Regions from separate parts of the Mus musculus genome. Here region 1 is linked to region 2. A link is a loop called in an ENCODE intact Hi-C map of the cell type or tissue named here. Cell type or tissue: heart. All regions are shown on one strand. Each heading gives the region's core, and the rest is flanking DNA. Links, peaks and the distances in the headings are about the cores only. Region 1 overlaps Ctnna3 (catenin (cadherin associated protein), alpha 3). Region 2 overlaps Ctnna3 (catenin (cadherin associated protein), alpha 3).

Region 1 (8,338 bases), core at 172-8,171, 110 kb after region 2:
CTCGAGTTAAAGACACACACACACACCTTAGTGCTGGACTTTGGGTTGAATTTGGGTCCTCATACCTATGCAGAAAGCATTTGCCAGCTGAACCCAGCCCTGTGCTAACTTCCTTCTTGAGAGATATTACTTTCTTTCATGTCTGTAGTCACCAGCCACCAGACTACACACATCTAAAATCACTCTAAAAAATACTCTATTTTTAGAATAGTGCTAGACCCTATATGTACTGTGAATGTATATAAATAAAGACATCCTCACAGACATCTAAGAAGTGGGTTCATGAGATTAACACCAAACAACATTATGAAAGCTATTAATACTAAATGTGTTAGATGCTGTGCTGAACTGTTTATGAATTTTAAAGGACTTTCTTTACACCTTATTATATCATCTGAAAAGAGGCGCAAGCCTGGTACTCTTTCCTTCAGGTTTTAAAAGAAGAAAGTCAAGTGCCTAAGGCAGTTGACACACTAAGCCTGCACGATTACAAAGCCCACCATGGACAGCCCTTAGATTCTCACAGGCAAATGCTGAGAACGAAGGTGACACACTGACCTGAGGACATTGGATGAGGTGTCACGAGGGAGACGAGGCTTCAGTGTGACGTTAAAGAAAATAAGTAAATAGGAAGGGGCTGGATGGTCTAAATACCAAGTTATATAAACCTTGTATGGAGGTCAGAAGGCAAGAATAACAGGCATGATCAAGGAGACAAGAATCAAGGGTGTGCGCCGAGTTTCAGTGTGGGCACGGATCTCAAGTAAAGTGTTTAAATTTCAAATATATTCGCATTAACATACAAACGTGTCTTTGTCCATACAGTGCTCAACTCAATAATGCCAGCTCTGATTTGTAACAAAAGACTTAGAGACCAGTGAAAATGAAATGTGTTTTATAATGCTATTGTAAGCATTAAGGGTAGAAATTAAGTTATAGTCTAAATTAGTAAATCTTACTTTATTCATAAAAACAAAAGCCCCAAGGAGATGTCTTGATTTATAACTGCTCGGATTGATCCATAAGTCTGGGATCTGTGCCACAGCTGGTGCATATAGGATATGCAATAGGATGAAGTCTGAGCGGGGAAATGGCTGGAAAGAATCCACTAAGGAGGCGGCGGTGGCGACAGACCCTGTCCCCCGGCTGCATGTATTCTGCTGCAGCAAAGAACTGTGGATGCCAGGGACCAGAAAACCAGTCACGACGAAGTCTCAGTCACGACGAAGTCTCGGTATCCAGCTCTCATAAGGTTTTATCCCAGATGCGATGAATGGGCTTCCCGATCTTCGCGCTAATGATGCTCGATCACCCACTTCCTCCATCTTGGTGTGCCCACCCCTCCTCTATCCCAGCTGCCTCTCTCACCTCTGTCCACCAACGCTACTTCCAACATTGCTCTTTTTGAACGTGGGAAGACATGGACTCATCTGATCTGACTCCAGTGTGAGCATTCATTCCGTAGGAAGGAACAACCAAAGACCGCTTGTGTTTAGGACACAGTACGCAGTAAGTTCTCAGAAGACACAGGTTCAAAGAAGGAACGGCCATGAGACGGTTCAGCAGCTCAAGGCTCTCGGTGCAAACCGGATCCCAGGAAGCCTCGTGGTGAGAGGAGAGACCCGACTCCTACAAGCTGTCCTCTGACCTCGCACATATACCCCAGCGTGCACATGCATAAATATATTCAATATCTTCCTCCATACAGTTTAAGGAATATTTTTAAAATAATTAAAACAAGGCACAACAACCTATTGCTCAGAAAGAATTCTCTCCATCAAGGATATTACAATATAATCATTGTGTTCAAGTAAAATAAATTTCTGTAGCATTTAAATTTTCTAAAGAAATGTGTATATTTACAATAAAATCTCTGTAAAAGATATATACAGTAGAGTTAATGCATATAAATATTTCATAGAAAAGAAAATTTAATGAATGAATCCATAAAAATTATTATAATTGATTGACTTGCCAACCGTAACTTAAGAGCTTGGGTGATGTTAGTCATTTCTTTTTTTTTTTTTCCAAAATGGATACAGGAATAAAATAAATTAGGAGAGTGCCTGAAATCACGCAAAGAACAGTCTATTATCATTTGTGTACAAGAACAGAAGGGATAATGCCCACCTGCATTTCAAAGTGAGTCAAACTCATTAGTTTTAATGCCCCGCAATCTGAGGCCAAAACTTTGGGCATGCCCAGTAACTGCGCCAGTCAGAGAATTGCCATGGTCAGATACTAAGACTGGAAAGGGTCCACCAAGGAGGTGGCAAATCAACCTTGCTTGCTTCTGCTGCCGCAAAGAATGGTGGGTAGCACGGGACCCAAAAAAAAAAAAAAAAAAAACTGTCACGGATGAAATCTCTGTATCCAGCTCTTACAAGGAAGTTTTCTTGCTGAATTAGCAGTTTTACAGAGATCTGAATCTCTCCCAGTAAGACGAAAAAAGAAAAAAAGTACTTTTCACTGTGAGCCTAATAGATTTTTTTTCTTGCTTTAAAAGAACAGGAATGGAAGATGCCACCCAGTCAGAGAGCAGCTAATGTTCTGACGCTTAAGCCCCGCACAGCCAGGCAATGTGGGCGGGCGGTTTGGAGTCGGGCTGACTCAGGGCTTCTCTCCTCCAGCTTCTCTCCTCCGTACGACCATCATAGGAGAGTCACAAAACTCTTCAGCGGTCTCATCTACAAATGCTACCAATAAAACCGACCCTACGGTACTGCTACGACGACGTTTAGTGACTCGGTTCAAAAATGGTTTAGTCCTACTCTGTGCCACAGTGCGTGGCAGCAGCAAGGATGGTCTACATACATGCACACGTTCACAGGCACCACGGGCTCGCTCTCTCCACTCCTCACACGTTACCTGTCCTCACTCAGTACGGTCCTCCCAGAGCTCTGCTCGCCCGCCCTGGAAGTACTAGAATCTAATCACCGTCACCGGAAACGCGCTAATGAGAAAGGGTCGGGGGAGAGGATGGTCTGTCAACTCAAACGCCCCATGGTGGTAAAATAGGATCTTGGGAACAAAACTGAGCTGAAACTATTCAAGGCCAAAGCGGAGATCCATGGTGTGAGCGCTGAGCAGCAGGAACCGGGAACTGACTGTGGTTGCAGCTCTCGGCAACACTGGCTCCCTGTGTTATGTCTGCTAACACCCAGGCCAACAGTAGTTTAAAAAGAAAAAGAAAAACACACACACATAAATGCTTACCATGTTCTTTTTCTGTATAAAGTATTGTGGAGATAGTCCGTTTGTCCTCATCTAGAATATTCCATAACACAAATGTAACTAGGAGGGCAGTGGGAGGCAGAGGCAGGCGGATTTCTGAGTTCGAGGCCAGCCTGGTCTACAGAGTGATTTCCAGGACAGCCAGGGCTACACAGAGAAACCCTGTCTCAAAAAATCAAAAATAAATAAATAAATAAATAAATAAAATGTAACTCTTAGAGAAATAAAGCCACAGAAAGGTTAAATACTCAATTTTGAAGAGAAACTTTTTCCACCTCTATGATAGAGCAAGAACCTAGAAACACAATTCTATTCTTGGGCTAATTTCTAAGCCATGTCATATAGACTTAATGTGGTTTAACAAAAATACTGCTTTGAAAATCCATATACCAAAGGCCCAGAACTTGTAAATCGGGCAACAGCGAGACGATTGCACTCTCTGCAGACAGGTCAACCGTGTAGCCGCGATTCTAGACACCAGCTACCATTTTCACGCAACCTAATTTAACCGGCTGAGGGACTGCTCTGATCCAAGAAAGCCTTCCAACAAAGTAAAAGCTTGACGACACTGACACCTAGTGGCCATACAGGAACTGCAACCAGACTCTGCCTGAAAAGGATGGCCAGCCACTGCGACGGTGTGGTCTACAGGATGCACGGACTATATCCTTGTGAAGACTGAGTGTGGACAGTACCGATCCTACAAGCAATCTTACAAAGGTTTGATTTGTCTCCGGGATTATCTTGGGACTCTCCAAGCAAGCCAAGAGGCATGCACTTGTTAAGAATCCTTCCCTTTAACCTTGCACATTTATTTAACAAGGTTTTACTCATCTTCAAAGATCAAAAAGCAAAGCTGGAGGTCAAACGCTATTGTTGAAAACAGGTGAGTCTCTGTCCTCACTTTGCAGGTTCATCTAGACGCTTTTCCTGGTCTTTGGGTGGTTTTTTATTCCCCCTTGGTTATACCCTACCAAATACAAAAGCCATGTGGCCAGGCCGTCCTAGAAGCTCTTTGTGCTGCTAAGACGTCATTACCAAAGGGTAGTTAGACCTTCACAGAACCGCAGGAATCTCCTTTTAAAGGAATAAAAGGACGTGTGCAGAAACCCCTAAAGTACCCATCTAAAAGCCAGGGCCGCACTGTACACTGTAGGTAGCGAGATGAACACGGGGCGATCGACACAAGCTATTTCTGCCCCAATCATTAGAAGGTAAGTTTCTCGACCTGTCTGCACCTCCTACAGGAGGGACAGCGGGAAGCCTGAATTGCTCTTATTTTCCTACCTGCTGGCGTTTGAAGGCCAAATAATCCAGGCTTTCCAGCTCCTTCCCGAGCTTCTGGTAGGTTCTCTGGAGGTCGGACTTGTTGGAAACATTTTTGAGAGACTCGAATGTTCTTTGGAACTGAAAACGAAAAGAAAAGCAGATGATAATGGTGACATGTTTTCTTCAAATTCCCCACTAAGATGACAGAGTCAACAGTGTGCTTCAGTTTTACCCACCGTAACTCAGAGACAACAAATGCTAATTATCTTTCAATGGACTAATTAGGGGTGATCATAAAGAGATAGAGACTGTATGTGTGTAGCACCGATATGCATGAGTAAGAGGTTCTGTCCACCCTCATCCTATCAAGAAGAGCATATGTCATTCAGAATAAAAGAATTCTCATGCTTTAGGGTACCCCCCAAAATGAGATTTAATGTATAACTTTAAGTCTAACAATAAGTCTAATATTATAACATTCTTAGGGCTGGAGAGAGGTTTCAGTCAGTAAAGACTATGCTACGGAAGCTTGAGAACCTGAGTCTGAATCCCGACAGTACACGGAAAAGCTGGGTGTGGCTGTTCATATCTGCAATCCCAACACTGGGGAAGCAACCACCCAAGATCCATGGCCAGCCAGGCTAGCCAAGGAGCGAGCTTCACCACCACTTCACTAAGCCAGCGGAATCCCTTGTCACATTCAAAATCTCTGTCCTTATAGCCACAGATAAGGGTGGTTCCCACCCCTCATCACATCTCTTTACAGCAGATGGAGATCATTACAGAAAGCCACAGCCAATCCAAGTGCAGACAACTGTGTCTCAGGCTCAGAGATCAGTGGGGTAGGGGGAAGACGGCAAGAGCCAGGGGAACCGTGTGCTGTGAGATTCTGACTCCTAGAAGTGTCAGAGAAGCCACACCCATAAAGCCTCACTAACATGGCTGCCTAGGCATGAACTGAAAAAGGAAGACACCGATAGACGGGAGTTAACGTGAAAGGAGGGAAACTCAGGGGGCCTCAACCCTAGAAAACCACAGGAAGCTCCTTAGTTGCTGAAGTCTTCCTCGGGGAGAGCACACCGTGTGTGTGTGTGTGTGTGTGTGTGTGTGTGTGTGTGTGTGTAACAACAAAGAAAAAGAGGCCATTAATTTGGATGAGAGCAAGAGGAAGAGGTACACGGGAAGGATTGGAGAGGAGAAGGGAAGTGAGTAAATAATGTAATTATAATTTTTAACTAAATGAGCTTAAATTTTTTAAATACAGTGGAGAGTGACTTAGGAATGCATCTGATGTTGCCCTCTGGTCTCTGCATCCATGTGCAAAAAGGTCCATGCCAAGAGAGAGACAGAGGGAGACAGACAGAGAGACAGATAGACAGACAGATGGAGGGAGGGAAGCAGAGAGAGGGGAGGGAGAGAGAGAGAAAAGTGGGGCTGGGAGAGGACAAAAGAGAGAGTAGGGCAGTAAATATCACCAACTATATTATACACATGCATGAAAATATCACAGTAAGATCCATTGTCAATATATGCTAACAAAGGCATTCTCAATCAAGTTTTCACATGCCAATCATGGAAACCAACAAATGTATGAAAAGTTAGCTGCTCCCGCATGCCCATGGCATGGCATGAGATGTACCTTGTGTCTGCAGAGGATCCGCAAAGAGCAGGTCACTCAGAGAGGAAGATCTCTCAGAGCTTGCGTTTTTGAGGAGGGAAGAGTACTTCCAGGTTAGTGACCAAAGCAGGTTAGTAACGGATGAGTTACAAGATCGAGGAGTCAGATTGCTCCTGTCCCTTCTCCAGCGGATAGAGAGGTGATAGATTGCAGCAGGTCACAGAATACTTCCCGCCACTGACAGGTAAGTAAAGGGAACTCACAAGAAATTGAAGCCATGGTTTGTTTCCGTGAATTCGAGCATACTTTGTCAGTGGCTGAGCGTGTCACCCGATATGACTGTCACTTGCTCTTTTATTTCATGGATCTCATCTTGTGGTGTCACCTAGATTCGTGTCTATGGATAGAGATGTCACCGTTTAAGCACACCAGAATCCCACTACAGCTGTGACTCCATGAGACAGGCCAATAAGATTTTATGGGGTATAATTAAGTTCCCAGGGATGGTTTGATCCTCGGTGTATCAAGCACTACAGCATGAGCCATGAAAGAATGGCGCTCTCCTGGGTTACATCCTCCATTTTGTGAAGGCACCATGTTTATTTCAATCCAATGTGAAGAGATAAGTGAGATGCAAATTAAGTTCAACAAATACCACTTAGCAGTTCCTCTCATCCAAATGCTATGAATAGGCCTGGAGAGATGGCTCAGCGGTTAAGAGCACTGACTGCTCTTCCAAAGGTCCTGAGTTCAAATCCCAGCAACCACATGGTGGATCCATAATGAGATCTGACGACCTCTTCTGATGTGTCTGAAGACAGCTACAGTGTACTTACATATAATAATACATCTTTGGGCCAGAGCAAACGGGGCTGGAGGGAGCAGAGGTCCTGAGTTCCATTCCCAGCAACCACATGGCTCACAACCATCTGTACAGCTATAGTGTACTCATTTACATAAAAATAAATAAATAAATCTTTTTTTTAATGTTATGAATATAAAACATATTTTCTTCCCTCGGTGTGATTCCTTGGCTCAGGGAATGTCACTATTAGAAGGTGTGGCCCTGTTGGAGTAGGTATGTCACTGTGGGTGAGGGCTTTAAGACTCTCATCCTAGCTGCCTGGAAGCCAGTCTTCTGCTAGTGGCCTTCAGATGAAGATATAGAACTCTCAGCTCTGCCTGCACCATGCCTGCCTGGACACTGCGATGTTCCCGCCTTGATGATAATGGGCTGAACCTCTGAACCTGTAAGCCAGCCCAATTAAATGTTGTCCTTTATAAGACTTGCCTTGGTCATGGTGTCTCTTCTCAGCAATGGAAACCCTAAGACACTGGGGGAACTTAAAGATTACAGGCGGAAATAGTCATGGAAGCCAGAAATGGGAAGGGCATTGACATTCATCAAGTATGTGTTCAGCCCCAGGTACTTTATGCCTTCCAGCTGAAGTCTCACATCAGTAACAGGAGGTCCTGGTACATTCCCAGTCTCAAGCGCGTAAACTGGGCCTCAGAAAGCTTGGCTGAGCAGGGCCTTCACACCAATGTCTGAGATCTTTCTTTAGAACGTGGAGTGCAAACAAGAGGAAAGAGTAGGGTACGGCAAATATTTGAAAGCTCACTGAGAGTGACTGAAGGAGTTACATAAAATAGAAGACATGAAGAAGCCTGAGTTGGACCACAGAGGACATGAAACTTCAGAGTTCTGGGAGCGAGCCAACTCTACTCATCTGTTTATATGCCTTATTTTTTCTAATTTATGGTTATTATTTACATAATATTTCGATTTACTGTATTTACTTTGTAATGTTTTCTAGCTATTTTCTGTGTGTGTGTGTCTGTGTGTGTGTGTGTCTGTGTGTGTATCTGTGTGTGTGTGTGTGTGTGTGTGTCTGTGTGTCTGTGTGTGTGTGTATCTGTGTATGTGTCTGTGTGTCTGTGTGTGTGTGTATATATCTGTGTCTGTCTCTGTGTGTGTCTGTGTGTCTGTGTGTGTGTATCTGTGTATGTGTATGTGTGTGTGTGTGTGTGTCTGTGTATGTGTGTGTGTGTGTGTGTGTATCTGTGTGTGTGTCTGTGTATATCTGTGTGTGTGTGTGTGTGTGTGTGTGTGTGTGTGTCTACATGTGAAATGACACCCATGGAGAAGTCGGAAGATGATACATGACAGTTAGCTCTCTCCTTCAGCTATGTGGGCCTCAGAGATGGAATGTAGGT
Region 2 (8,338 bases), core at 48-8,047:
TGGCACAGAAGCAAAGGCCTAAAACGCAACATCACTCTCCCAACACAAGACAAAAATCAAGAAATCCATATTTGCTAAAAACTAGCTTCTCTTGAAAATAGCCATTACCATTAATTCTATAAAAAAAAAATGAACACACAGGAAGGTCTTACCTGGACTGTTTTTTATAGCATATGTTCAAAATTGCTTTTAGCCTTTATTGACAGCCATGGCACTGTTTCAAAAACTCAGTCAGAAGGAAAATCTGTCCCATTACTATGCTGAAGCACTTAGCACAGATAAGAGATATCGCCGCCTCTTGCACATATTTTCCAGGCTTCTAATGTTGAATTTAAGTTGGCTGGCTTTCAGTTTTTATCTTTAGTTAGTTAGTTAGTTAGTTAGTTAGTTAGTTTTTGTAGTGATGAACAGTACTTCCACGGTGGGGATCCTCACTTGTGCAACACACGATTTAAAAACATGAGTCAGCTGCTTGCTTTAGTTTCCAGGGCTGTTATTCAGTGGAAAGTTCCCTGGCAAAAGTCACAGAGAACTATCACAGGACAAATAATTCATTTAGAACCTATTTAGAAACGTGTTGATTTTATTTTACCTATTAAATACTATTTAGTCATAGTATTATGGGTGGGAAGGGCAAGACCATCTGAACAGCCTTCCCTTCCCTGGTAGCAGTCTGAGATGAGTGTGTACCTGTTAGTCCCCTCGAGATGAGACACAGTTTCTTTCCTAGCCAAATTTCACCAAAGTCAATTTCTTCCCCATGCCTTGGAGTAGAGGTACACCATCTTTAGGGATTGAGACTTTATCAGTAGCAGACAGTTCCAGTGGTGGACAGGCTCTTGGGGGAATAAAACAGTTGCTCAATGGAATATTTCCATCCTCGACAGAAGCAACTGGGATTCCACGGACATGACCATGTCGTTGCCGAATGAGCCTGGCACAGAGATAAAGGATACCAAGAAGAGAATAAAAGAAGCCATTTATGAACTCTATGTGATTCAGGTTGGGACAAGAAGGGAAGAATAAAAGTGCGTGTTAGTTTAATGAGATGGAGATTAAATATTTAAAATGGGTCCCAAAATGTTCTGGTTGAATTATCATGAATAATCAAGGATTAAATTTCCCAGAAAACCTTTATCCCAAATTACAATGATTTTCTGCTTCATTCTTTGGTACTTTATAAAAATGAAAGTAAAGGGGCTTTTTCTAGTTTCTTTTTTTAAAAGACTTAGGGTACAATAATGTGGGGAAATGGTAGCTAAGCCTCCGAGGGCTGAGTTTGGAAGCCTAGATGGAAAGACCCAAAATTTACTGAAAGTAAATTGAAAAAATCATGTTCCTCGTAAGGGAACTCTGGGCTTTGGAGGCATTTTCTGTCAATGATGGAGATGCAGTTCTTCCCGGATGCCCAGACCCTCAACAGGAAGCTGTGGATCCACACTGTTAGTCAGTGCCCTGGGTCTCTAATGCAGATAGTTGACAGAAATAAAAACTAGTTTTCCAGAGTGCTAACCGAAAAAATGTTCCTCATCTGTTGATGCCAGCAGACCCATAGTAAGCCTCCTCGTGGTCTATGCAACACCAGTTTGCCCTATTAGCTTAGGTCTATTTTCTTTTTCAACTTAAAAAAAATCCATTTTTCTTACTTCATAACCTACAAATGCTGCCCATCATGGTGGGGATGACCATTTGTGGTCTCTATGTCTGCCTGTCTGTCTGTCTCTCTGTGTCTGTCTGCCTCTCTCTAGCTCTGTCTCTCTGTCTCTGCCTCTCCCTCATTTGTGCATGCATGTTGTAGAGAGAGACAGAGACAGACAGAGAGACACACAGAGACAGAGAGAGAGAGAGGGAGGGAGAGAGAGGGGGAGGGAGGGAGAGAGAGGGAGGGAGAGAGAGAGGGAGGGAGGGAGAGAGAGGGAGGGAGAGAGAGAGGGAGGGGGAGAGAGAGAGAGAGGGAGGGAGCGAGCAAGCGATCAGGATACCCTTTATTTTTTCTTCATAAACTGAATGAGAGTGGATGTCTTTGTAACACTAAATTTCCAGGAGGAAAAAAGTGCCCAAAATTGGGTCAGAGGGTAGGGATGGGGTTAGGATGGTAGCTGATAAAAATCACTGAGAAGACATCAGAGAAAACTCAGAACTTCTTTAAATTGCCATGAAAGGAACAGGAAAGCATAAACACAGTCTCATTTCAATAAGTAGCTCCTGAGGAGAAATGGCAGACGGTGTGCCTGCGTCACAGTGTCTCACTCAGGGGTGGCTGACTGAGCTGAGAGCTGACTCTGTGGCCACTCAAAAGCACCAAGTATCAATCGCCTCTTCTATCACCATCCCTTCGTTTGTATCCCAAAGTGTTTATCTCTGCATAATAAAGTCATCTGTTCCTTTACCAGTCAGCAGAGCACTAGGTTAAGAGCCAGGATATCTGAAGTCTAGCCTCACCTCCCCCACTGGCACAATGTTCTTTATAACCCACGCCCCACTAAATTTAGGGGGTTGAGCATCGTTTCCCTCTGAAGTCATTAAAAATAAAGTCTTATAAAATGAAGATGTGGTCAGTTATGTGATAAAAATCCTCAGAGAGGTTCTAAACCAATTAGTGGTGATGTCTTCAACCATGTGTTCTACGGGGTAGATTCTAGTTCAGGGTACACATACACACACACACACACACACACACACACACACATGCTTGTCTTTATTTATACTATTCTTTGGGTTACCTGGTTGTCTATTAATAAAGCATGTGTAGTTTATAACTAGGATATTCTAGGTAAAGTCAGCGGCTTTACCCAAAATCAAGTATCACAAGTCACAGCTATTGTTCCAAATGAATAATAAAAACATTGTGGTGATGAACTGTTAGAAGTTACACTTCTTCCTTTGAGCACTACAGGCAAAGTCAAATTAGAGCTTACAGCATTTAGAGTTTGGAATGGGAGTGATAAGCAGCAATGTTAGTATTTTCCCAGCTCCAGTGTCACACAAAATAACTCAGCTTTAGGTCCCATTAGGTGAATATTCAATTCTTTTTACTCCCCATAATTGTGGGAAGGACAGGAGAGATGGTGAGATGGCCATGAAAATGGATGGAGATCTGCAACAGACAGAGATGAGGAGGTGGGGGCATCTCCAAGATGAGACAGAGTCCTGGGATAAGGGAGGTGCCCGAAGAATTAATGGGGGTGACCTTAGCTGTGACTCACTACACTGAGGATATGGAACCTGAAGAGGCCACCTCCTGTATCCTGACAGGATCCCCAGTGGAGTGGTAGAGACACCAACTTACCCATAAAACTTCCAACCCAAAAGCTATCCATCCTGTCTACAAGAAATGCAGTCACAAGGAAGGGAGCAGAGACTAAGGGAATGAATAACCAATAACCAGCCTAACTTGAGACCCATCCCATAGGCAAGCACCAAGCCCTAACACTATTAATGATACTCCATTATGCTTGCAGACAGGAGCATGTTGTCCTCTGAGTTTCTACCCAGCAGCTGACTCAGACAGATATAGATGCCCACAACCAAACAGTAGATAGAGTTTAGGGTCTCTTATGGAAGAATAGAGGAAGGATTGAGGGCCCCGAAGAGGATAGGAACGCCAAAGGATGACCAACAGAATCAACTACCCTGGACCCTTGGGGCTCTCAGAGCCTGAACCACCAACCATAGAACACACACAGGCTGGGCATAGGCCTTCCCGCTTATATGTAGCAGATATGTAGTTTTGTCTTCATGTGGGTCCTGAACAACTGGAGCAGGGACTATCCCAAAAGCTGTTGCCTGTCTATGGGATATGTTCTTCTAGCTGGGTTGCCTTGCCTGGCTTTTATGGTAGAGGAAGTGCCTAGCCTTGCAGAGACTTGAAGTGCCAGAGTAGGAGGGGGATACCCAGGGTCCCCCACACACTCAGAGGAAAGGGGGAACAGGTAAGAGATTACCAGGAGGGGGACAGTGAGTGGGATGTAAAGTGAATACGTAATAAATAAATAAATAAGTTAAATTATAAAAAAATAAAGTGAAAATAAATCTTTTATTGTTAGAATATTCTCCTGCTGTCTTATGTTCTAGAAAATAATCATATTATTAATTTACAAAATGTCCTTACATTAAAATAACTGTTATTAAAAAGTGAAGTCTTAGAGTGAAAGTAAATCAGATGTGACAAATTCCTAAGTAACTAGTGTTGTTCTGGCCATCACTTTTGTGATGGAGCCTTGTTTTGATTGGTTATACGAACTGTAATAAATAAAAGCTGTTTGACTTGAGTGTGATAGGCATCATCTATGCCAACACATGACCAAAATATTTCTCACTTAAGCTTAAGACATGCATTTACATTTCAAATGCTATCCCAAAAGTCCCCTATATCCTCCCTCCCACCCCCTACCCCCGCCCTGCTCCCCTAACCACTTCTCACATATGTGTATGGGATAGGATGTAACGCCATGTGATGCAGTACCCACAGAGACCAAAAGAGGGCAACAGATTCCCTGGAGCTAGCCTTAGAGACAAGCCTGCCAGTTTGGGAACTGAACTCTGGTCCTCTGCAAAAAATAGCAAGTGCTCTTAACCTCTGAGTTATCTTTCCAGCCCAAAGCTCATGAACTCTAAAAGACACCTTGGGATCTTTGCAAAGATTCTTCCGTACAAGGTGAACACTTGGCCTCACACAGATGTGATGTGGTATCTAGTGAGCACAGAGAATGGAGACTGTGATTGCTACATTTATGCAGGCAGTTCCACTGGCCTGCTCTTGGGGACCTAGCAATTGCTTACGCCATCACCTGCCGCCAACACCTGCCACCAACACTAGGTGGACCAGGTGTGTGCTGCAGATACAAAGGACTGCCAACCACCCCAGCTCTCTCTCTGTTCTCTGCCCATTCCCCCTCTCTGCCCCCTCTCTCTGCCTTCAAGACCCTCTCTCTCTGCTCCGTCTGTCCATCTACATGTCTACTTGTCTGCCTCTACCTCTTCTCCAGGTCCTCATTCTTCTCATCTCCCCAGTAAACCTCTTGTACACCAGCTCTATTGCATGGCATATTTTCTCAGGGGTGCACCTTGGCCAAAGTTGTACCCCTCGTGGCATTATATTTCATAAGAGATTTACTACATTTAAACTTGCTGAAGTAACATTCTGAGACTATTCCAACAAAATCAAAACAAAGAAATTACGGTTATTATCTTCTCAAATTTGTCTGGCTTTCTTGGAAACTGTTTCGTGTCTCCGTAGACATGATCTCAATGAAAACTAAGATTGCCAGGCACTGCCCATGCTGACGGAAACGCCCAAATAGTCACCATCTTTGAATGCCGAGTTCGAGAGGGATTTCATAATTGTTTTCTCTTAAGACTAATTCAGGAAACAACTGTCCCTGGTTTACTCTCTGCTGCTGTTTTGCAGGACCAGACAATTGCAACTTGGCCTCGAAAAGACAATCTGCCCCAAGCAGCAAGCCAATTAAAGCCTCTTTTAGCTGCAACATAACTGTTTGACTCACCTGCTGCAGTTCCACCCCTGCCCATCCCCACCCCACCCCCACTAAAACTTCAAATGAAGTCAAGCGTATCAAATTGTTAAGCAATTTTACATAAGATGCGATTTAAAATAAGCAGCTTTATTAATAGAATGAAATACTATTGGGAATATTGGCCATAATAGTCCACTAAGAAACGGAAGAGAATATCTCATGAATCGTGCATTTGATTTTCCTTTCCCTTTTAAGACTTTGGAGGAAACTAAACAGTATGCTCTTGTTCGTTGTGTTTCTGTAACAAGTTGGTCTAAAGAGGTAAAGAAGAGAAGTCTTGCAGAAAGCATTTGAAAATCCAGAATTGTTAAACATGAAGGCTTTTTTTTTTTCTTCAAGGAGGGAAAAAAAAAAATGGGAGGCTGAAGTGGATGCTGTCTTCCAACCTGGTGATTTTGCTATTCTATGAAGCCATCCTTCGCCTGAATAGTCCTCCCCCAAAATCTTGAGCATTGTTTAGGCACTAACCCTGAGCTTTGTCGCTCAGTAAATAAAATCCAACCTTATAAGATAGGTCTCATGTCTGTCACATCCTTCATCAATAAAATCTGTCCTGGTGCTTATTCCAAATCCTTCCTCCTTTATGCTTTTATCCTGAGCACTGTTTATCAGTCAAGAGAATGTGTTCTTATTGCAAAGGTCCCAATGGCTACTTTGCAAGAGAGGTTCTGATGAGGCCTTTTCCTCAAGCTTTATTGTGATCATTGTCAGGTGGAGACATTTTTTTCCAAAGTTTTACTGTGCTTAAATGTGTAAGAAAAATAACCTGTGAGGTTGGACTCTGAAAGCTTTTTTGACCTAGCACCTCATTCTTTGCCTCAAGCTGATTATTTTCCTGCGGGCCCTGACAGAGGGGGTTGCCAGAAATCTGAACCTCAAATCCTAGAGGAAAAGTTAAAAATTAGCAATTTCCCCTCTCTTACCATATTCTCATGAAAGGGATGGAGAAAAGCTGAGAAAGGTAGGCAGCAGGACAGGTACCTTGACAGGGGCTATACGAGGTGCTGAGATAGATTTCTTTTTAAAACACAGATTAAATGGACAAACGAATGAGGGGATAGATGTGCCTCATTTGGTTCTTAAAATTATATGATACCTCAGCAAGTAGGGAAAATGGAAAGAAAAAAAAAATTCTAGGTACAATTCTAGGTTCTCAAGGCCTCCCTTATCTTGTAGAGAAGGCTCATGCTCCAACCAGCTAATTCCAGTTCTCCTTCATGATGGACATCTATAAAAGCCTCAATGGATGCCAAAATCGTTTCCTCAAGGACTTCTATTTTGTAGTCACTCCCCAAGGACTAGTGCTGTGTCCCTGTCCCCGCTCCTGTGCCCTTGGAGAGAAGACCTCGGGGATGTGGTTCTCTCAGAGCTGACTGTCCCCAAAGGCCATGTGATACACACTCCCAAGTCCTCCCTAAGCTGAAAATCACACTGAGTCAGGATAGAGTGAAATTTTTTCCTTTGCACAATGTCACTTTGTCTGAATGAGGCACTGACTGTGCTCGGAAAGACAACTCCTGCCCTACCAGAGCTCCTCTTCATGACCTCTTCAGAAGGTCATGAATGCCACCGTGGAAGATAAACAATAAGCCAAAAGGTCCCTGACCTCTAACAGGGATGCCTTGACCTCTAACAGGGATGCTCTGACCTCTAACAGGGATGCCCTGACCTCTAATAGGGGTGCCTTGACCTCTAATAGGGGTGCTTTGACCTCTAATAGGGGTGCCCTGACCTCTAACAGTGGTGCCCTGACCTCTAGCGGGGGTGCCCTGACCTCTAGCAGGGGTACCAAATACAAGAACTGCAAGTAAAGCAGTGCCCTCAATAGAAGACACTGTGAACGCAGGATTGTTACTTACAACAGAAATACCTCAGATCCTTATCTTAACCAATACACACAAGTCTACTCCAAACAGACTAAAGACTAAACACAAGCTATAAAACTATTAAACTTTGGGAGGACGGAGGGGAAGCACTGGGAAAAGCATCACGATGCAGGTTTGGGATACAAGACTTTAGATCTGACACCAAAAGCACAGAAGCAACCTGCAAAAATAAACATGACTTTGTCTGAGTCAGAAGCATCCATACGGCAAAGTCAAGACCCTATGAAGAGAAAGGGAAACAGCGGATGTAAGGAAAATAGTTGCAAACCCTATACAGAGCTAATTGTATAAAGAACTCCTGTAACTCAGTAGCAAAACAAAGCAAACTCAAACTAAAAATGGTCAAAGAACCTAAATAGGTATTTAAAAAAAAAAAAAAAAAAGGAAAACACAGATTAATTCTATAAAGTCACTACATAAAAAGTTGGTTAACACTAGTCATTAAAACTTACAAGTGACAGCCTCCGTAAGACAGTGTTGCATACCTGTAAGGACAGTTACTGTGTTAGTAGGCTTTCTGTCACTTCTAAAAAATAAAAAAAATAAATAAATAAAAATAAAAAATAAAAACCTGTAGCATTGGAAATGTAAATGAAATACCTAATTAAAAAAATAAAAATAAATAAATAAAATTTTAAAAAATTTTAAAAAAAAAACCCTGAAGTAACAGATAACCCATGGTGGACCAGTGCACAGGTGTGAGGCTTGCCGTAATGCATCATGGTTGGTTGCAGATGGCAGATAAAACTTCTCACCCCGTGGGCCTGGAAGTGAATGATAGGAAAAGTAGGGAGGACACCATCTGTACTGAGAACATCTAATGACCCAAAATATCCTAATGGGTCTCATCAATTAATGGTTCCACAGACTTCCTATCCATGCCACATGCTGGAGACCAAGCCCAGCTCTTAACAG

What was found. Hi-C counts contacts between places; a loop is a spot of excess contacts. Peaks named below come from ENCODE experiments on the same cell type or tissue, not always from the same donor. Only the 100,000 strongest peaks of a DNase experiment are listed, where the experiment ranks them.
Region 1: a loop joins it to region 2, with 3 times the contacts of the local background. A loop is called at or near these places in 13 of 42 quality-filtered maps.

What each region holds. Positions count from the first base shown.
Region 1 is chr10:63,578,247-63,586,584 of GRCm38, reverse strand. Ctnna3 (catenin (cadherin associated protein), alpha 3) reads right to left here. Exons shown (of 18, transcript NM_001164376.1): 5 at 4,522-4,641. Among named protein-coding and RNA genes, the nearest start is that of Ctnna3, 120 kb to the right of the region's middle. In heart, for the core only: a CTCF peak has its summit at 3,835 (motif pointing left); a DNase peak (open chromatin) is centred at 3,794.
Region 2 is chr10:63,688,381-63,696,718 of GRCm38, reverse strand. All of the region lies in intron 5 of Ctnna3 (catenin (cadherin associated protein), alpha 3), which reads right to left. Among named protein-coding and RNA genes, the nearest start is that of Gm30644, 130 kb to the left of the region's middle. In heart, for the core only: a CTCF peak has its summit at 4,481 (motif pointing right); no DNase peak of the experiment used is centred there.